Regions from separate parts of the Homo sapiens genome. Here region 2 is linked to region 1. A link is a loop called in an ENCODE intact Hi-C map of the cell type or tissue named here. Cell type or tissue: dorsolateral prefrontal cortex. All regions are shown on one strand. Links, peaks and the distances in the headings refer to the core of each region. The heading gives the core; the rest is flanking DNA.

Region 1 (13,490 bases), core at 5,491-13,490:
CAGGGTCTAGGTGGCACAGCTAGACGCTAAGACCCAGTGTGTGTTTCAGAGCATGGCGATGGATACCCCTTTGACGGTAAGGACGGACTCCTGGCTCATGCCTTCGCCCCAGGCACTGGTGTTGGGGGAGACTCCCATTTTGATGACGATGAGCTATGGACCTTGGGAGAAGGCCAAGGTGAGAAAGGGGCCCTCTGCATGCCCCAGACCTTCTCTCCTGTCCTCTCTCCACTCCATTTGCTTGGACCAGAGAGGTGGGAGGGGAGGAAAGTCACACATCTGGGTGAGTCAGAATCTTGGTCTCCAAAGAAGGCCTGGAGAAGTCCAACCTCCCCCTTCCATGTCACTCTTTAGTGGTCCGTGTGAAGTATGGGAACGCCGATGGGGAGTACTGCAAGTTCCCCTTCTTGTTCAATGGCAAGGAGTACAACAGCTGCACTGATACCGGCCGCAGCGATGGCTTCCTCTGGTGCTCCACCACCTACAACTTTGAGAAGGATGGCAAGTACGGCTTCTGTCCCCATGAAGGTGAGCATCCACTCTAGTCCCCAAGACTTTCCACCCCAAGCCTCCAGCTTCCCGGGCTCCCCAGTGTGCTCTTCCCTCCACACTCTCCAGGACTGGCTGCCACTGCCAGTTAATGAGCATCCCTCCAACGTCCTTCACTCAGTTCCCCCCCATCCTGATCTGAGCCATTGCTGTTTCTCTCCCACCAGTACCATGATGAACGTAGTACTCTAATTAAATCAAGTTGATTTTTTTTAAGTTTCACCATTAGCAATCATTTAGGAAGTCACAGATTTGATTTGCTAATTATTTATTTCTAATATATATTGGAGTGAACTTAGAACTATTACAATGCCCAGTGGTTCTCTCTAGAACCAGTCTTTACACTTCAGTCAAGATTGATACTTCAAGGGCATGAGGAAAGGCTTGCTGGTAGCTGGAAACCTAGCAGTGTGATAGGGAGGCAGGACTCAGACCAGGGCTGGACTCAACCTGGTTTGCGTACTCCAACTGAGGAATTTCAGCTATTGCTCCTGCCTTGGTCCTGATGCTGCCTCTGCTAATGCGTGTGTGTGTGTGTGTGTGTGTGCCTGTGTGTGTGTGTGTGTGTGTGTGTGTGTGTGTGTGTGTGTGTCTGGGCACGGGGGCTATACTATCTGCCTCTCTTGGGCACTGTCTTTTTCTGCCTCCTGTCTAGCTTGTGTCTGCATCTCTGTGTCTTGATAAAGACTTTAGGCTTGACTCAGTATTTGTGTTTGTGTGCTTGTCAGTGCCTGAGATGCAACATTTCAGAGATTTTGAAGCCACATGGGGGAAATCTTTTAAAATGGGGTACAGATATTGACATACACACTCAATCCTTTTTAAAAATATCCTTGACACACTTAATAGTCATAAATCACAAAAAGACAATGTAACTTCATACTCTATGAAGTCATCATATTTGATAATTCTGCAGATTGAAAGCCCAGAAAACCTGGCGAAAATGGAAAAAAGTCTAAAAATTTTTAACACTATCTTCTTTCCCATGTCACAAAGACTCTATAGTCTACATAGACTAAAGACTGTCTTTTTGTCTGTAATTTTATGTCTGTGAATCTCCCTAACCCCACTGTAACTGAAAACTAAGCACCAACCATCTTGACAGAATGAAAGAAACAAAGAGCTAGTTAATTCCCTTCCTGTTTATGCTTTTACTACCAGAGCTAAACTTTATATTAAGTAAGAGTTTAAGCCATTCACCATTAATAAGTCAGACATTTTGAAATAAAAATATTTTTTGTATCTTGCGTTTCCCGGTAGGGATTACATGTGGCGTTAACCCTTCCCTGTGTCACCCCTCTGATAGGAACAGAAAGCTTTGGTGATAGTTAGATGTGGAAACAGCTGTATTTCATAAATTTGGGAAGGGTTATTCCCTGCATTGGACATTAGCCATTTACTTTGTGCTTAGCCAGATGCAAGTACGCACAACACGCACGTGTCTGGGTCTCGAGGCAGAGATTGTTGTTACTCAGCCCCTGCTGATGGCTGAGTCAGTGTCTGATTCTTGCCATCCTTGTCAGGGGAATTTGGGAGGAGACAGGGGCTTCCTGGGTGGTAGAAATGAGAGGTCAGAGGCAGGGGGCTGGCATTGGTCGAAGTTAACGCTTTGCCTTTCTCAACTCTGAGGCCACTAAGGTATCTGGACTCAGTCTTGCCTTTTCTCTAGGTGCCATTGTTTCTGGCATTGCAGGACAAGGTCTTTTGGTAGAGAGGGGAGTGGTGAGGATACAGGGCCTCGAGTTCTGTGGTGGGAGGCCAGGGACTGGGCTCCATTCCGGCCATGGTGGAGTTAACGGGGGCTGGTGAGGTCACCTCTGGCGCCGTTGTGCACAGATGGTCCTTGTTATGGACTTGTGGTTTTGCTGGTTGGCAATTCCAGAGACACCATTTTTTAGCTTTGGGTGGATGAGGGGAGGATGGGGAGAATCCAAGACAGACAGGCCAGGCTCTGAACCCCACTCCCTCCCCCAACTCTCCATTTATGGCCCCTGTCTTGAAGATGTCAAAGTAGGAGCCCAGAGTGTTTAGTAAAAGGGACCTGAAGGCACCACCTCCCTCTCCCTCCCTCCTCCTCTTCATTCTTTCTCTCCTTCCTACAGAGACTGCAACAAGGCCATCCAGGAAGGGGCCTGGGGTTGACAGGAGGTAAAGCAAGCTTTCTGTGTATGCGTGTGCACGCACACACACATATATGAGAGTGACAGACTAAGCAAGAGAGATTGAGATTAGTGTGTTTTGTAGTTTTTAGTTACAACCTTCATTCACTTCTTTCATTTCTGTGACCATGAGCAGTTTGAGAACCATCTTTGTCCTAGCCTTGATTTCTCCACCTATCAAATGGAGAGAGATTCTCGTGGTCCTGCCTGCCATGACTGATATATTCATGTCATACATCATTATTACATGAAATTTGCATGGTACAGGTGTGGACCAGGCAGAATGGACAGTGCCCTTGGGGCTGAGGCAGGGTTCTAGAAGCCCTTGCTGTGTGCCAGGTGTCAATCATTTTGTTGTTGGGTGGTCCACAAGGTCCCACGGGAGGGATTGGGATAACCAGGGAAGCAGGGGTTCTCTCTGGGAGCTCAGAGAAGCAGCTCCTTACCAACCAGTAGAGATGTTTTCTTAATATTTTAACAATGCATCAACTTCACTGGTGTGAACCGGCAGGTGGGCAGCCAGCCAGCCCTGTGCCCATGGAAGCATGTCTCATTCACATCCTTCCCTCTCTCCCCCACCCTTAGCCCTGTTCACCATGGGCGGCAACGCTGAAGGACAGCCCTGCAAGTTTCCATTCCGCTTCCAGGGCACATCCTATGACAGCTGCACCACTGAGGGCCGCACGGATGGCTACCGCTGGTGCGGCACCACTGAGGACTACGACCGCGACAAGAAGTATGGCTTCTGCCCTGAGACCGGTGGGTGCCACTCCCTCTCCCTCCCTCAGGGCCCAGCACCTGCTGTCTGACAAAAAAAAAACCCATAAGACTCCGAGTGCCCACCTCCTTTCCCCAAGACAGGGGTGCTAAGACATCTGTGCGAATGACATCCACACCAAGATGTCCGTGTAGCTAGTCAGGATACTTGTCACCTGGTATGGCCTGGGCACTGAAATCAGAACAGACATTGGGCATCAACAGTTGAATTGGTGACACTTAAATGTCAGGCCTGCTCAGGATCCTCTGACCGACCTGCATCCCTTTTCTCTCAGGCTCTCTGGCAGAGACTTCTCTCTCCTCCTCTCTGACCCTGCAATCTCTCTTCCCTGCCTTTCCTGGTCTGTATCTCCACCTTTTAGTCTGTTTTTTATTAAGAGCTCCGTGCTTTCCTCCCTGTCTCCTTCCTGCCCTCCTCTCTATCCCTCCCTCCTTTCCTTCTTCCCTTCCTCCAACAGGAATTTACTGAGCGCCTGCTTTGTGCAGCATACACAGAGGTTGGTCTCTGCAAAGCCCTGCCCAAGGGGGCTCACAGCTGAGGGGCATGTGCTGGTGCCATCAGCTTCATCCAACTCCCTTTGCCCCTAGCCCATCTGCCCCCTTCCATGGGAGGCTCATTAGAACTCTGGAATCTGGCTTCCTGGGTTTGAATTGCAGCTCTGATACTTCCTAGCAGTGTTGGCTTAGGGAAATTTCATCATCTCTCTGATCTATTTCCCATCCATGAAACGCGGTGCTATTCAGTCCCTCCTGCACAAGGCTGTTGTCAGGGGTGGGTGAGATGAGTCTAAAGATACAGTGCCTGGGACTGAGTCTAACTTAGGTGTGGTTCATTAAGGTCAGCGTCATGTCATTGCTTCCTGGTGGTAGCCTCAGACTCTTTGCTGCGCCTTGACCCGTATCCCTAACCCCACAGCCATGTCCACTGTTGGTGGGAACTCAGAAGGTGCCCCCTGTGTCTTCCCCTTCACTTTCCTGGGCAACAAATATGAGAGCTGCACCAGCGCCGGCCGCAGTGACGGAAAGATGTGGTGTGCGACCACAGCCAACTACGATGATGACCGCAAGTGGGGCTTCTGCCCTGACCAAGGTACGAGGCCCTGGTCATTGGACAGAGACCCTGGACATTGCCCTTGCCCCTAAACTTGCTCCAAAAACCTTCCTGAGACCTCACCCACTTCAAGCATAGACACTGCCCCCCAGACACCCACCTACCCAGACCCGCCCACCTGGGCTGAGACAATGCCCATCTCTGGTGGAGCCAAGGTCCCTGCTTAGATCCTGCCCATCCAGGTGGAGGCACAGCCTCCAAAATCAGACCCTGGTAGACCAGATGCTGCTACTCACCTCCTGGGTAAGAACTGGCCTTCCTGAGGGGTCACTGCTCTTGTCTTCCCCTTCAGCCACCCTCCAGGCGGGCTTGTGACTACCAAAATTGGCTGAATTCTGAGCACAGATTACCAGAGAGACAATTCTCCTAAGAGACATTCCCACTGCACAAAGAGGTGCCTTCAAGGAGCTGGTAGGCAGTAGAAGAAAGGAAAAAAGGAAGAGCCTCATGCTTGATCTGACACCATGGTCCACGCAGCCCTGGGGGAGCCCCCAGAGCCCTCTCTCCCCCATCAGTCAGCACCATCTGTTACCAGGGTGTAAATGGTGGGTCCTCGTCAGTCCTGGGTGCTGAGGATGGAGCTGACTGGGACAGCTCTCTGCCCCCTAGGACTCACAAGCTCAGGGGAGAGAGTGACCAGGAGACAGCTTGTGACCTTACTATGTGCTCAGTGCAGTGAGCAGGGTGCTTGGGGCCCTGTGCCCAATCTAGGCTACAGAGCCCAGGGTTGCAGGGTTGCTTAAAGCTCCCTGATGGCCCATAATGGCCAGGTCAGTGGGCAGGTCCAGGGCCTGTCAGAATTAGGCAAGCCTGTCTTTATGTTGCTTTCATTCTTTTTAATCATCATGAGATGGAACTTGGCAGATGTCAGTGGACAGAGGCTGGCCAAAGGAGGTTTTCTTATCCCCTGCTAAATTCCTTGCTAGGACACAGTCTGATTTTACCAGCTTAAAGGTGGGATTCTCCACCTTCCTGAGTGGTTCAAGTATCCAGAGCTCAGTGGCTCACCCAGGGTGAATATTATAGTCTCCTGGGGCTGCCATGACAAAGTGCCACAAACTGATGGCTTGAAACAAACCCCATGTATTCTTTCATGCTTCTGGAGGCTGGAAGTCTAAAATCACGGCGTCAGTAAGGCCATGTTCCCTCTGAAGGATGCGTCACTCCAGTCTATGCCTCTGTCATGACATGGATGGCCTTCTTCCCCCTCTGCTTGCCTCTCCTCCTTTTTTTTTTTTTTGAGACGGAGTCTTGCTCTTGCCCAGCTGGAGTGCAGTGGCATGATCTCGGCTCACTGCAACCTCTGCCTCCTGGGTTCAAGTGATTCTCCTGCCTATTTCCAAATAAGTTCACATTCACAGGTCCCTAGGGTTAAGACTTGGGCAAATCTTTTCTGGGGGGACGCATTTAACCACAACAGGGTGTGACACAGGTTTTGCTCGCTGGCTGTGGCTCAGCCTGTGCAACCACGCTAAGTGTGAAAGGTTTTTACTGCTTTCACCTGGGCAGAAATGGTGGCAACATGGGGCCAGCCTATCCCCACTCTTCTTACCTCTTCAGAGAGGCTGAGGAGCTGGGTTTGTAGAGCTCATCTTTTATAGAGAGACATAAAAAGCCAGGAAGCAGGATTTTAAAATGAATGGGGTTTTAAGTAGAAAATTCGCAGATACTACTTGTTCTGTTCCTTTATAGCACACCTGTCCTGATACTGACTTGGAAAGAGACAAGAAGACTTTGGCTGACCCCACTTGGAAACAATAGGCACTAATCCCAAAATTGTGTATTGATCCCAGAATTCTCAGGAAAAGAAAAAAAAAATCAATACATGCCGCTTCCAGGGTTCTCAGCCTTACTGTGGGGCTGTCCTCAAAAGTCTGCATCACTGGGTCAGGTCTTGACTTCTCTCTCATCTCTCTTCCTGTCTTTCAACCCTCTCTCCTCCCTGCAACCCTCAGGGTACAGCCTGTTCCTCGTGGCAGCCCACGAGTTTGGCCACGCCATGGGGCTGGAGCACTCCCAAGACCCTGGGGCCCTGATGGCACCCATTTACACCTACACCAAGAACTTCCGTCTGTCCCAGGATGACATCAAGGGCATTCAGGAGCTCTATGGTAAACCTCCGGGCGGGGGTTGGGGGTGGAGGGTGAGGAGGGGGGAGGTCATGTAGCCTGGGATGGAGGCCCAGGGGGTGGGACCAGCAAGATCTCATCCAGCCAGGAGTGCTGGAGACGAGGGCAGGAAATGGGAGTGTTGACCTGGTCTTGGGAAGGCAGAGCAGCTCTCCAAGGGGATACTTGGATAACTCTTCCCTATCCGAACAATGCTAATATCCATGTCACTCTTAGCGCTCCATTTCTGGGTTTCTCCCATTTTCTAGGTGAGTAAGGTCACCTGGTGCAAGGTTACACAGGTTTGAGCAACCCAGTGGAGTTTAGAATCCAGGAGAATAGCCAAGTACAGGACAGAATTTTCCATCATGTGGAATGACCTTAACAATACGGGGGTGGAAGTTTCTAGTTTTCATAATAAGCTTTGATTTTTAGTATGTAGTAGAAACAGAACAACCAGTGCCTTAAGCCAATTATTTATTTATTTATTTATTTATTTATTTATTTATTTATTTATTTATTGTTGGTTCTTACAGTGAGGCTAGAGTTTAAAAAGTCAGTTCATTTTTAAAAAATATTTAATGGTCCAGGTGATATCTGAGCCAGGCCAAAATAGTGAAAGTGGTGCTTGAGTGATGAAGTTTGGGGACTGCTAGACTCAGGAAAAAGCCCAAGGTCTGCCGTGAGGGGTGCTGGGTTCAAATGTGGCCTCTGCCCTTCACTAGCTGCAAGATATTGTGTAAGTCTTTATACCTCTTTGGACTCAGTTTCCTCATCTCTAAAATAATTGCTTATCATGAAAAGTGCCATACTGTCAGTTCTGGACACACCAGCGGCCCCCTGACCGCCCTGACTCTTGTGGGCATAAGAATCTGAGCTTTGGGTTTGAATCCTTGGGCAAGTCACTCAACTTTTCTGGGCCTCAGTTTCCTCACCTGTGAAATGGTGCAATCATGATACCCCACTCCCAGGGCTATAGAGAGGACTGATTTGGGTGATGTCAGTAAAAAGCATATATAAAGTACAAAGGGCCCCAGGACTCCCCAAGTCCAGGCATCTTCTTGTTACCTTACGGAGCTTACACTAAGGCCAGAAGGCGATTTCTTCTGACTCTTAGATGGTTGGGTGGGCACCCCTGGGGGCTCACCCTAGTGGGGAGAACCTCTGGAGCTGCAGAGAGTCTAAGGTCAGGTGTTCTCCCCAGGGGCCTCTCCTGACATTGACCTTGGCACCGGCCCCACCCCCACGCTGGGCCCTGTCACTCCTGAGATCTGCAAACAGGACATTGTATTTGATGGCATCGCTCAGATCCGTGGTGAGATCTTCTTCTTCAAGGACCGGTGAGTGCAGGAGCTTGCTTCTTGTCCTCCTTGTCTCCTGTCCTCTGCTCTTATACCATTATTCTTTTCCCTCACTCTTCGCTGAAGACTCCGCCAAATGCTTCCCAGAATGACCTGAATTAGGCAGTTTCTGCTGTGTATCAAACAACCTCCAGGTTTCAGTGGATTTGCACCCAAGCATTTTGTTTGCTCTCTCATAGTCTGTGGGTCTACTAGTTATCTTGACTTTCAGCTACAGTTTGGGTTCAGGTGTGCTCTGCCTGTTGTTCTCATGGGATTAGCAGCTACTCATGGCAGATGACAGGGTGCAAGAGGCCAAACTGAACTACACAAGCTCATTTAAAGCCTCCACTCACATCTTGTCTGAGAATATTCCACTGCCTGAAATAAGTCACATGGCCAATCCCAAGACCTACCCTAGAGGGTAGTACTGCAAAGTCACATGGAAATGCATATGAATGCATAATCCTAAAATCAAAATGGAGGGAAGAATTGGGAACCATAATTCAGTCTACCACAGGCCTTCTAGAATGGCGTTGCCCTCAAATGGCCAAATTACTCTGTGTATGGGTGGTGAGTGACTGCAGAGTAGAAAGAGGTGGTATTCTTCATGCTATAGATAAAGATCACCACTCAGTTGACTAAAGACTGAGGTTTACCCTAATGCCCTAGTTCCCTGGAGAATGGCAGGCAGTATCTAGGACCTCATTAAAGGGTCTGTCCTTCCATTCTTCTATCATCCATCCATCTACCCATCCATCCATCCATACCTATATCTTTCCATCCATCATCCATCCAGCCAGCCAGCCATCTATTATCCATTATTTATGATCCAGCCATCCATTATTCATTATTCATCCATTTATTCATTCATAGAGTATAGTAGTTGAGAAAATGGACTCTGAAGCCAGATTCTCTGGGTTAGAATTCTGTAACTGCTACTTACTGGTTATGTAATCATAGACAAGTTAATTAAGTATCTTCTTTGTACCTTGGTTTCCTCATTTATAAAATGGGGCTAATATTCCAACCTATCTCCTAGGGCTGTTGTAAGGATTAGATGAACTTAGTGCTGAGAACAAAAACAATGCCTGACACAGAGTAAGTGTATTCATATTAGCTATTGTTATTGACAAATAATTGTTTGGCATCTACTGTGCCAAATACTTTGCTAGGCTTTAGTAGCTGGAGGAGGAAGAATGATGTTCTCGGGACAGTGGGGTGGGGGGCTGCTAGATCAGTGTTCTCAAAGACAGGCGCATGGGCCTCCTATAACAGAACCATCTAGAGTGTGGGTATTAAAAGGTGGGTTTTCTGCCCCAGCTTCAGACCCTCCTGACTGGAACTCTGGGGCTAGGCCCCAGGAATCTGCGTTTTAGCAAATTCTCCCAGTGATTCTGATGCACATTAAAGTTTGTGCATCACAAGTCCAGTTTGAGAAATAGGCATGGAGAACTGACATGGCAAGATGAAAGAAAAGTGATCGCAGAGGTGTTAGGTGCTTTTGTGAGCACGTCCCAGTCAAGGAAGGCTTCACAGATGCAGCAGCATTTGAGCAGAGCCTTCAAAGGAGAAGCAAGAATCTGATGGGGGTGACAAGTTAGGAGGTTCTTTGAGACAGAGGGACCTGCAGAGCCAAGCCATAGTGATGTGAAAGTTTCTGGATTAGCCAGTGAGAATCTGGTGAGGCTAGAAGATGTTCCATAAACTTTCAGGAAGAGTTTCCTCTACTCTAGGCACTGGGCCAAATTCTGGGGTGCAGATGCCTTGCCCTTCACAGGGTCTGCTGGCCAATGGGGAAATGGCAAGAATGCAATGAGAGATGAGACTTAGAATGTAGTGAGAAATCAGGTCCCGTCAGGCCTCGAATGCCCAAATCAGGATATATAACAGCAGATGTCAGCACTGCTCTGCAGTTCCCATTGTAAGGATCTGGCAATGTGCTTCATCTGGAGCTCCTCCCACTAAGAAAGCCCTGACCACACATGCAGATCTCAGATGTGTGGGGCCTAGGAAAGGATGCAGAGCCCAGACCCAGGCTGGAGCCATCCCTGGCCTACCACATCACAGTTTTCTTTCAAAAGGAACGTGATGAGTGTTTAATGGGTTTATTTGATTAACCAGTAAATATTAAACTTCAACCATGAGCAAAAATTGCTGCTAGGCACTGGTGAGGGTGGGGGTCATGAAGGACAGTATTGCAGGGTGATTAAACTCAGACTTTGGAGTCAGATCTGGATATGAATCTTGGTAATAACTAATTTATTTAGTCATTGATGTAGTGATAACTAAGTAATTTGAATCCTAACCTCTCTGAGCTTCATTTGCTAAATAAAAATTGTGACACCTTCCTACGCTAGGATGTTTTTCTGCAAATAACAGAGACCATCCCTCTGCAAACTCAATCCAGCCTAAACAGTAGAGAGAAATTGCTTTCATTTGGTACAAAGTCCAGGGGTAGAGCTGCCTGCAGGGGCAGAGAGAGGGTCAGTGACTTGATGTCTTTGTCCACTGCTAGCCTCTGCACTTACTTCATCCTAAGGCCGGTTCTACCTCATGGTCACAAGAAGGTTACCAGTGGCAGTTGGGGCTCTAATCCCTGCCCTCTCCCAGGAAGCGAGAGAGAAAGAGACACGCACAGATACACACACACAGACCCCCAGATGTGAAATACAAGTCTGTGTGTTCCGTCTTTACACCACTGTAAGTCATATGGCAACTGCTGAATCAGTAACAGTGCTAGGGAATGCTAAACTCTGATTGGCTTAGACCAGTAGTTCTCAAACCTTGGCATGCGTTAGAATCATCTGGAAGGCTTGTTAAAACACAGATTCTGGGCCCCAAGCCCAGAGATTCTTATCTGTAGATCTCTGTAAGGACCCAATCATTTGCATTTCTAATGAGTTCTCAGGTGACGCAGATGCTGCTGGTCAGGAGACTGCACTTTGAGAACCAGTGGCTTATACCAATCAGTATCTACCCCTAGAATGGGGGTAGGGGACACAGGGTCAGAGGAGGTGAAGGCTGGATCATAAATGTGGAGTTTTGTGAAGAAGGATGGTGGGGAAATAGATAATTAATGCTAGGTAGACCATCCAGAGTGCATGCTGTCTTAAAAGATTGTGGGGATTAAATTACAAGGCACATAAATAAAGCACATGGCATTTAGTAGGACCCTCAATAAATGATAACTCTTACTCTTGACAAAGTACACAAATTCATTTCATTTTAATTCAGGAAATACTTGAGTGTCATCAGCTCCTGCCCCAATTGGCCTCTAATCAAATAGGAGAGTTAAGACAAACAGACACTACTGTTCCAGGCACTCAGAGTTGATGATTTTGAGAGGCTTAGAGAGGGAAAACACAATATGGATGGAGGTAGTCAGGGAAGGCTTCCTGGAGGAGGTAGAGGGAGAGAACAGGGTAGGAGGATGTTTCTCAGCTCCAGCAGATTGCAGACAGGAACTCTGCCCGTTCTCCAGTCCTTCTCCAACCTTCCTTTGATCCTGCCTCCCACTCCCATCATGGAATCATCTCTGGGATGTTTCTGGGTGGGTTTGGGGGTGTGTGTGGTTCGAGCTGCAGGGTGACTGAAGATGTGGTTTCCTGTGCCCCCTTGCCTCCTGCCAGGTTCATTTGGCGGACTGTGACGCCACGTGACAAGCCCATGGGGCCCCTGCTGGTGGCCACATTCTGGCCTGAGCTCCCGGAAAAGATTGATGCGGTATACGAGGCCCCACAGGAGGAGAAGGCTGTGTTCTTTGCAGGTGTGTGGGAAGCACCCTTCCTTGGCCCTCAGCTCCACAGGGCTCTGCACCAGGGCTCCTGGGTGTCCCAGGCTCACTCCCCCTCTCAAACCACAGTTCCTATGCACCCGTGGGTGCTCCCTTTCCTTTATGGATTCATTCTTTCAACATTATTTCCTGAAGTGCGCAGCTCCTCTGGGAGATTGGTTCCGACACCCAACATCAGATAGCATTAACCCTCAGTGTACACATTTCATTTTCTTAATTCTTTTCAATCCGTCTCATTTCTTTTCTAGAAGAAAAAAAGTCTCAGTTTAGTGCTGGTGTGTCCCTAACGCCTTTGTAGTGATACAGTCTTTGGCAGGTAACAGTTTTAGTTCGAATGTTTTAAAGAATATTTGTTTTCATTTTTACTTTTAGACATAAATTGGTTTTAACAGAGGCAGTTAGTTATAATAGTGTGGAGTTTCAAATCAGGACAGAAACGGATTATTCAGTAACTGATATTTTGACAGTCAAAAAACATTTTTTAATAAATTTATTTTTAAAGATTTCAAAATGAATTCACTGAAAGCAGAATGTTAAGTAAATAATAGTACAGGGAGCCCCTAGAAGTGGTAGAAATCATCAAGGTGAGGTCTGTATGGCTAAGGTTTACTCATTTAACATTTATTGGAGCATTTCCATGCGCTGGGCTTTGCCATACCCTGGGGATACAAGCTCTGCCTTCGCGATGCTCACAAACCACTCAGGGAGACAGACAGCTGGGCTCTTATGAGGGGTAAAGAAGGATTTAGGAGGTCCCTGTCCTGGTCTGAGGTGGGATCCTAGAGAAGATAAAGGCTCAGCCAAGACTATTGTCTCCACCACCTGGCTCCCACCTCCCCCAATCCACCGTAATCATGGGTCCCGGAGAGGACAACTGCTGGCTCCTAGGGCACCTTTTTGCAAATTAGCAAAAGGTGCCTCTTTATGACAGCAAGGCCCTTAGAGTGCACGACTTGGTGAGCAGAGTGTGAGCTGGATTTATCCCCCAACTCATGTCCTTGACCAGGCACCTTCTGTAATTGACTTCTAAAGCCCTCTGTGTGAGCCCTGATTCTGGGCACTGCAACCAGGAGTGAGCAGGAAGTTGCACTCTGTTGGGAATGGCTGCAGTGGGGCCCGTGGACAGACAGATGATGGGAGGAACAGGCTGGCCTAGGGCATGTCAGCACCAGCCAACACACCCTTTGCTTCCACCCCAGGGAATGAATACTGGATCTACTCAGCCAGCACCCTGGAGCGAGGGTACCCCAAGCCACTGACCAGCCTGGGACTGCCCCCTGATGTCCAGCGAGTGGATGCCGCCTTTAACTGGAGCAAAAACAAGAAGACATACATCTTTGCTGGAGACAAATTCTGGAGGTAAGGGAGGGCGGTGGGTAGGACAGCAGCACAGTTGGCTGCGAGAGACAGAGAAGCCGCCCTGAGGCTTCAAGCCTCCTGGGCTGAGTTCAGAGGTTGGTGGGCTCTGGATGCCCTCTCTCTGGTATCTAACCTCTTTGGTCTCTGGCACCTCTGAGATGTTGCCAAAGGTGAACCATTCTTGTACACATTGCTGATATAATTCTGGTGGAATATCCTTTCTCTTTGCAGAATTCTTTTGATTGGCCCATGTCTGGTCTGGACCCTCACATTTTGAAATGACTCACTGAA
Region 2 (8,000 bases), core at 1-8,000, 210 kb after region 1:
GGGCCAACTGGGTGGGGTGGGGCATCGCCCTGTCCTCCATGGTCCTGGTGCCCATCTACGTCATCTATAAGTTCCTCAGCACGCAGGGCTCTCTTTGGGAGGTGAGCTCTGGTCCTCCCCAGGGGAACAGGGTGGGAGGGGGCTGAGGGGGAAGACGGGACGACTCTCATTCCTGTTGGGGTGGGGGAAGGGACAGAAGGACACAGACACTAGGGTCAAACGGACCCACCTCATTGGCCAGGTTATTTTCCCCCATGAGCCTCAGTTTCCACATCTGTATATTGAGGATAATATTACGTACCCCAAAACAAAAAAGAAGTACTTAGCACAGTGTCTGGCGCACAGGAGGTGTTCAGTACATGTTACTTGGGGGTGAGCTCAGCCCTGGAGTTCACTAAGGATTGATTAGACAGACTGCCTGAACCCAGCTCACTGTGATGTCTCTGTCTAAGATTTGTCATTTCCCAAGATGTCCCAGCTCTCCCCATCCAAGCCCACTGTGATCTGCTCCTTCTGGTTTTCACCTGCCTCTTTCCAGAACCTAATAATCTGATCAGCCTAAACCAGAGATTTCTGAACTATTTCTTTCTATGCATTCTGCATATATGTCAATATTTATACATATGTATATATGTACATGTGTGTGTATATACATACATGTATATATACACACACACACACATTTATATAAATATTTAGGAAACTGCCCTTTATTCTGAAATTATGTCACTCCTATTTGATTAAAATATCCTTTCTTTCATAAACTAATAGTGATAATCTTTTCCTCATATCCTTACTTTACAAAACAAAGATGATTTCATTCCTTCATTCCTTTATCCACTCACTTGGAAGGTATTTATTGGGACGCAGATATATGCTGGGTAGTATTCGAGGCACTAGACAAAAATTCCTGCCCTTATGGAGTTCACATTCTAATCAAGGGCAGGTAAACAAAATGAGGATGGAAGGCATCCTTGGGAGCCACAAGGAAACTCAAGGAAGGGAGTAACAGACAGACAGTCCCCATCCTCATTCTTTGTGATACATTTCCTGTCTGTGAAATCCCTAAGTCTGGTTCCGGGTCACTGGGAGGATCAGTGTTCAGTGACCTCATTCTAGACATGGGAACTGGGACCTGAGCCTTCTATTCTTCACACTTTGGGAGTGGAGAGGCTTCCTGCTACCAGTGATCAATTGTTGGTTCAGAACACATGGCTTGAGACCCCACAAGTGCCTCCACTGCAGGAGGGCTTTCCTGATTCCCTGCAGGGCCAGAGGCTTCCTTCCACACTCTCCCTGCTGCACTTTCTCCATTCTGGGTCTAAGATGATGTGTGTGTTTGTTCATTGCCAGTCCCTTACATGGGCGGTAAGCTCCCCCAAAGTAGAGACTGTGTGGGTCTCCTTCAAGTCTGGATCCACAGGGCCTAGCCCCATGTCTGACCACAGTAGGCAGCTCAAGAAACAGTGTCTGGATGAGTGACTCAATGGACCAGCTCCACAAACAAAGCTGGAGGTGTCTTGTACAGACCCCAAATGCTATCCATGTGGGGCTGCAGGATCAAATAGCAGGTGGCCCTCATCTGGGGGTGCAGCCAGGCTGCCAGAAGGGTGTCCCTGGGCCAAGCTGAGGCCTCCTCCCCTTCTCTTCCTTTCAGAGACTGGCCTATGGCATCACGCCAGAGAACGAGCACCACCTGGTGGCTCAGAGGGACATCAGACAGTTCCAGGTGGGTGAAGCCTAGACCCCTGGGGTGGAGATTACAAGGGCGGGCCCTGGCTGTTCCCTGCTGTGCACTGCCCAAGGCTAGACATCACATCCAGAAAACCCAGAAACCCAGTGTGAGCTGCCTTTTCCCCTTGGAAACATCGGGATGGGGGACAGGGAGGCTCACCTTGAGCCCATGGCCTCAGGCTTGCCCTGTGACTTTGGGGAGGTTCTGCTGCCCTTTCTGGGCCTCTGTGACAATTAGGGAATCAACTTGCACGTTCCCTGAGGTCCGTGAAGGAAGGGGGTGTTTTTCTGCCTTCTCTCTACCTCCTGCTGCCCCCGCCAGCTGGCCCTTGCTCCTTTCTGTCCCCACCATGTCATCAAGTCCTCGCTGTCTTTCTCTGCAGTTGCAACACTGGCTGGCCATCTGAGCCTGCCTGGAGGAGAAGGAGGAACCCCCATGCCAATGTCCAGGTCACAGGCATCCGCTGCGCTCCCACCTCGGACACCATCTTGGGATTCCTCCCCTGGAAGTTGTCCTTTCTGATCCTCTCTTCTTTTCCCATTTACAAATGATTTCGTGACTGTAGTTTTTGTTCACCTTCTGTGCATCTGGCCTGGGGGCTGTTAGCTCAGAGGAGAGGAGCAAACAGGAAAATGACTTCTGTTCTGTCCCCGCTGTTTTGGGGGAAGTCTCTCCCACTTTGGGATCCTGCTGAAGCTAGGTTCATGAGGTCGGAAATCCCCACCACATTTGCCTAGACTTTGGGCACAGGAGTTCTTAGTCCACCAAATCAGAGAGAGGATGGGCTTTTGATCAGATACCCCTCCCAAAAAAAAAAAAAACTAAAACTAAAGCAAAAATCAAACAAAATCTGGCTGAGTTTAGTGGGGTGGTTGGGGAAGGTACATAGACCCTCCTCTTGCCCACCCTAGACAGCCCTCTCATGTCTGAACCTCAGCCTGGGAGTTAGATTTATTTGTCTCTAAAATGAAGTCAGTGGATAGATGCTTTGAGGGATTTTGAGTAGAAACATTCATAGTTAATTTTCACTCTGGCCAATCTGAGTTTGATGTGTGTGTTCTGGAACATTCCTCCAGCTTTTGGTGGTCAGATGGCCCAGAGATATGGGGGACAGGAGGAAGAGGGTAAATGAACCACAGTGAGCAGGTTCTAGGAGGTACCTGCATCAGACAAGCTGGTGGAGGCCACGTGGCAAGCCACATCTACTGAGGCCTCATGCTGCTCTTGCTCTGTAAGACACGGAGCCCAGAAACCCATCTGCACTTCCTGAGACCTGCCTGGGGAAACGGGGGCAGGGACCAAGTGAGGCCTCATGTGTGTCTTCACCGTGCTGTCCTCACAAGGCCAGGTGGGTGCCCAAAGGGAGCCTGACAGGCTGTTGTGTTAATTTATTGTTCTTGCACACCTGCACAGCCTCCCTCTGGGGATCCCACCTGGAGTGGACCAGGGGTCTTGAGAAATGGAGAGTTGGCTGCAAAAACTCTCATGCACTAGATGTGGCACCTTGGAGGGCAGGGTGAGACAAGCAGCCCAGAAATACTCTCTCAAGTGGAGGGGAGAATTTTGAGAGTGGATGGAACAGTTTGGTGGTTTCAGAGAATTTCTAGGTTTCTACTTGGATCTACTTCTGATACAAACTTGCACTTGGTGCCCTCTGGTGGTGTTTAGTTTTAGTTCCGTAAGAGAAATGATTCCTAGTTTGCTAAATTGGTGGCATCTTTGGGAGGGGTTTCTGTTTATGGTTAGAGTCTCTTACACCCTTGTTGGAGGGATTCTTATTCTGACTGTGGGAGCTCCTGTTGCGGGATCTTGGGAAAAAATAAAGAAGCCGCTGCATTCGCACGTCAAGAAGGTGCTTTGCCTCAAATTGGGGTGTTGTTGAGCCTGGTGGTTCCTGCATGAAGAGGATTATGAGGGGACCAGGGTGGGGCAGGGAGATGGTTTTGTCTCCCAGGGTCCTGAGGTTTCCTTGCTGGGTCGGGGTCCTCAGGTCATTCTATAGATAAAAGAGGGAAAATCAGGAGACTTTGAATCTTTCTGTATAAAAAGGTCAGCTGAATGCCTGAGACAGCCCAGGTGGCAGGTGTCTTGGAGCCCTGTGAACAGTGAGGCTTAAGAATGGAGAACAATCAGGTCGGGGTCTGGGCCCCATTAGTGACTTTATATCCTCCCATAAAAGGTAACTTCTTCCTAGGTGTTACCATTTTTCTTTTCGTTTTTTGTTTTTGTTTTTGTTTGTTTGTTTGTTTGTTTGTAATAAAGCACTTTAATGCACATTACCTGCCATCTGCCCAGTGAGGACTGCAGGGCTATAGCTTCTATCTCCCCATTTCCCAGGTGAGAGAACCAAGGCCCAGCATTTTAGTCACTCTTGCTCAAGGTTTTTTAGCAACTAACAGATCGAGTTGGGCCTTCAATTCACATCCACTGACTCTCAGCCCAGATTATTTTGAATATTCCCTGCACAATAGGGTTCACCCCACCCAGGACTGTCATTTTTAAAAAACTCATTCAAACCGCAAAGGAAAATTTCTTAGCAAAAGAACAATGTGTTGGAGGATGGGAAGGGGCGAGAGAATGCCATTTATTTTCCTCTAGCTGGTTTCCAGAGAGGAAATTATTTAGCTGCTCTCTTTTGATGAAAATAATCACTCTTTGGAATAGTTGGATGTGAAAAGCTGAGTCTACTTGGTTGAAATGAGAGCAAACAGTCAGCAAAGCCTTTTGCATTAGAGCAGGGTCGTGCTTCCGAGAGAGCCTGCCATTTCCTCTTTGCCATCTGCATGTGGCCCCTTCTGCCTCCAGACATTTGTCCCGGGGTGAATCGGAGATGTGGTGCTAGCTGAACCAACACCAAACCAACGCAGTGGTGCTGCCTTGCGGCGGAAGTTGGCTCCTGAATCTGGGATGGGAACCTGGCTCCAAGCCTGGGTCCCCTGGGAGGGTGGGGGTACCCAGAAAGCCCTTGGAAGTTCTCGGGGAGGTGCTTGGAGATCATTTGGGTTTACCTTTCCACCCACATTTAATGGAGAGAGAGTATGGGCTTTATGTTAAGTCATCTTTGACTTCCTTTTTGTAGCTTGTTTTTAATAGCAGAGGTCACCCGGGACAAGGGTGCTGTGTACTGTATATGACACTTGACGCTTTTGATATTTTTTCAGGTTTTTAAAGAATTATTATTTTTCATGAAATGTAAAATATCAGTTTGAGAACATCACATTTACGTCTACTCAATGTCTAGTTATTTAGCACCCACCTTTTAGCTTTCATTCTAGATGAAAACGAGACAAGGGAGAAGGAGAGCTACCAACTCTTGCCAGATATCCTGCTGAACAGAAATCCCTGAAGCTGCCTTAATTCTCAAAAGGAGTTACCGCTCAGCTGGGAGCCAGTTCCTGCTATATGATCTGTTTTCTAGCCTCGCTAATGTGAGACTGAAGCATTCTTACCAAAGAAATCATTTCCTAGTAAAGAAGCCCATTGAACTCACTTTATTTGTTTATTTCCTTCGAAAGCCACCGAAGAGAGAAAAACAGAGAAGGTGTGTAGTGTGGCGGAAAAAGCACAGCATATAGTTTTACAGACTTGGGTCTGCAGCTGACTAGCTGGGTGGCCTGGGGATAGTGGCTTCATCTTTTGGGGCTTCAAGATTCTTTGTCTTTAAAATCAGGGGTTATATCAGATCATCAAAGTTCCCATTCCATTAAAGAAAACCCTGCATGTATCCATAATGATGCTCTCCTGTTAAATTTACAATGAAGGAAACACATCACTTAACTGTAAGAATTTCCCAAAATGAACTGATGACCAGTGATCTCTCTATCAGAGAAATGTCAGATTTCTAGCCTCCAGAACTTTGATTTTTCTGGACATTCAATAGTTCCTCTTTCTCAGATATTTTTCAACTGATGCCAGAAACACTTGGTATTTGTTTTTAATCCAACCCTTTTGTTTTGAGGCTTTGGAGGGTAACACATTTTCATACCCTGTGAGTCCCAGGATCCACAGCTCTGCTGTGGTCTTAGAAGCCACTGAAACATTGGTGAATGTGAAGTCACTTTTGGGGTGCCTGCCCTCATCCCTCTGTCTCTCTGCTTCCGTGTAAATAAAGACTGTTTCAATTGTGTCCTCTCTGTGTCATGGACTGTTCCAATGTCATGCAGATTTCTGTGTCTGATATGGATTTTAAAAGTTGTTCTCTTTGTGGAATATAAGTGTACAGAATAATAAATAATGTTTCCTGGGCTGTGTATCTGGTAGCAGAGTTCTGAATGCTTTCTTCCATGAAGGTGGAATGCTACAAATTATGTAAGGGAGGTGGGTGTATCTATGATCAGCTTCCAACTAGTAAAGAAGAGCGTCTGGTCATAGTGACCCACCTTTTAATCAAATAACTCTTTTTATAACCTATGGAAAAGGAGATTGGAAGGAGTTAAATCTGTAATCTTAGCTTTGAGATTAACATATATTTTTAAATAAAAAGAGGGCACCAAGTGATACCAGGTTTAGTTTAGTTTAGTTTTCATTTCTAAGGCTGTTTCAAGGAGCTCAGAACCTCCTGTTGGATTGAATTAAATACACAATTTGGTGCATGTGTGAATTTTTCTGGGGAGAGGGATACATTCACATTTAGACCTTAGAAGATCTAAGTCTTTGTTTGGGGAAGATGTAAGCTGAGTATTGTCATTGTTTGGAGAAGATGTGAACTTATAGGTAATTATTTTTAATGCAAGCCAGCAAATAGATAGTGATACCAATGTAAAAGGGGTGTTGTCAAATAACTGTTCAGTCAATGTCTTCAAATATCTAAAGGCTGTCAGAGAGTGTGTGGTGGGCCCAAGTGCTGAAATGGTGCCAATGGTAGGAAGTCCAGGAAGACAGCTTGCAAGATTCTACCAGAATAGAGAATGGGCTGTTGCTGGAAGTGGTAACTCCAGCTCTAGAGATATGCAAGCAGATAGCAGGCAGTGTCTCCTGGGGATGCAATGTCAGGTGGAATTGGGGGGAGGGAGGTTGCACAACCTCTAAGATTCCTTCCATTTGGAGTTCCTAGGGTTGTTTTTTTTCTTTTTTCTTCTTCTTTTTTTTTTTTTTTTTTTTTTGACAGTCATAAGCCTGCCTTGTACAGCAGCACTGGGAGATGCAAATACATTCATGCCAAGGACCCTGGGGTAGGAGTGGTTTGGCCTCACAAATTAGAGTTGGGAAGATATCCCAGAGAGGCTATTATCATTCTGATCATTTTGTTTCAACCCAGAATTGGAGTTGGGCTTTATTATAGTGAATCAAACAGAAGGCAGCTGCACTTCTGGCATTCCCTTGTGCCTGACGAGATCTGGTAAGCAGTGGTCTTGTGGGAGGAGGGGAGGGAGGCTGGTCCAGAGAAGGAAAGGGCAGCTGTTTTGTGGGGGTGATGGAGAATCTGGTGGCCCAGGCTTCCACCCTGTCCCCTAGGCTGACAACACAGTAGGAGAAGTCGGAGCAGCACAGATAAGCCTCACCTTAGGCACTTAGTGGGCTTCTGAATTTTCCCCAATTTAATTGCACCCCATCCTACTTCTGGAGATTGGATAGCTTCATTTTTATCTCCTCCCCAAAGGCACTGATACACGTAGTCTCTATCTGGGGCTCAATTTGTTCCTCTACAGCGGATCGGGAGTGGTCAGAACTAAGTGTTCATGAATGGGTTTCAAAATTTTTCAGAATCTTCTGAGATTAAATTCAAACTTCTGTTTGAATGAATTTGTGCTCATTTTTGGGGAAAAAGGATCCATACATTCATCAAGTTTTCAAATATTTAAAACCCACAAGTATATATTACTTTTGGGGGCCTCTCTCTTCTGATGATACATGGCATCGGTCTCTGCCCTTCACCCCAAACTAAATGAGGATGACAATAGACCTTATTTCTGAATCTCAGTCACCCCGCATTATGTTGACTTTGTTTTTTTGTCTGTTTGTTTCTGAGACAGGGTCTCACTGTGTCGCCCAGGCTGGAGTACAGTGGTGCGATGACAGCTCACAGCAGTCTTGACCTCCTGGGCTCAAAGTGATCCTCCCGCCTCAGCCTCCTGAGTAGATGGGATTATAAGTGCATGCCACCACAGTTGTCTAATTTTATTTTTGGTAGAAACAGTGACTCACTAGATTGCCCAGGCTGGTCTCAAACTCCTGACCTCAAGCAAACCTCCTGCCTTAGCTTCCTGAGTAGCTGGGATCACAGGTGCAGGCCACTGGGCCTGGCTTGACTTTTCATATCAATCAT

Evidence for each region. A loop is a pair of places that touch in the nucleus more often than their neighbours do. Peaks named below come from ENCODE experiments on the same cell type or tissue, not always from the same donor. Only the 100,000 strongest peaks of a DNase experiment are listed, where the experiment ranks them.
Region 2: a loop joins it to region 1, with 5 times the contacts of the local background. A loop is called at or near these places in 32 of 110 quality-filtered maps.

What each region holds. Positions count from the first base shown.
Region 1 is chr16:55,485,250-55,498,739 of GRCh38, forward strand. MMP2 (matrix metallopeptidase 2) reads left to right here. Exons shown (of 13, transcript NM_004530.6): 4 at 50-178; 5 at 355-528; 6 at 3,294-3,467; 7 at 4,402-4,575; 8 at 6,552-6,707; 9 at 7,909-8,044; 10 at 11,677-11,813; 11 at 13,040-13,199. Among named protein-coding and RNA genes, the nearest start is that of MMP2, 13 kb to the left of the region's middle. In dorsolateral prefrontal cortex, for the core only: a CTCF peak has its summit at 9,943; a DNase peak (open chromatin) is centred at 9,962; H3K27ac peaks cover 991 bases.
Region 2 is chr16:55,700,206-55,708,205 of GRCh38, forward strand. It overlaps SLC6A2 (solute carrier family 6 member 2), which reads left to right. Exons shown (of 15, transcript NM_001172501.3): 13 at 1-101; 14 at 1,658-1,729; 15 at 2,118-5,987. The coding sequence ends at 2,141. Among named protein-coding and RNA genes, the nearest start is that of SLC6A2, 48 kb to the left of the region's middle. In dorsolateral prefrontal cortex, for the core only: CTCF peaks have their summits at 1,712 (motif pointing left), 3,380 (motif pointing left) and 3,580; DNase peaks (open chromatin) are centred at 1,676 and 3,359.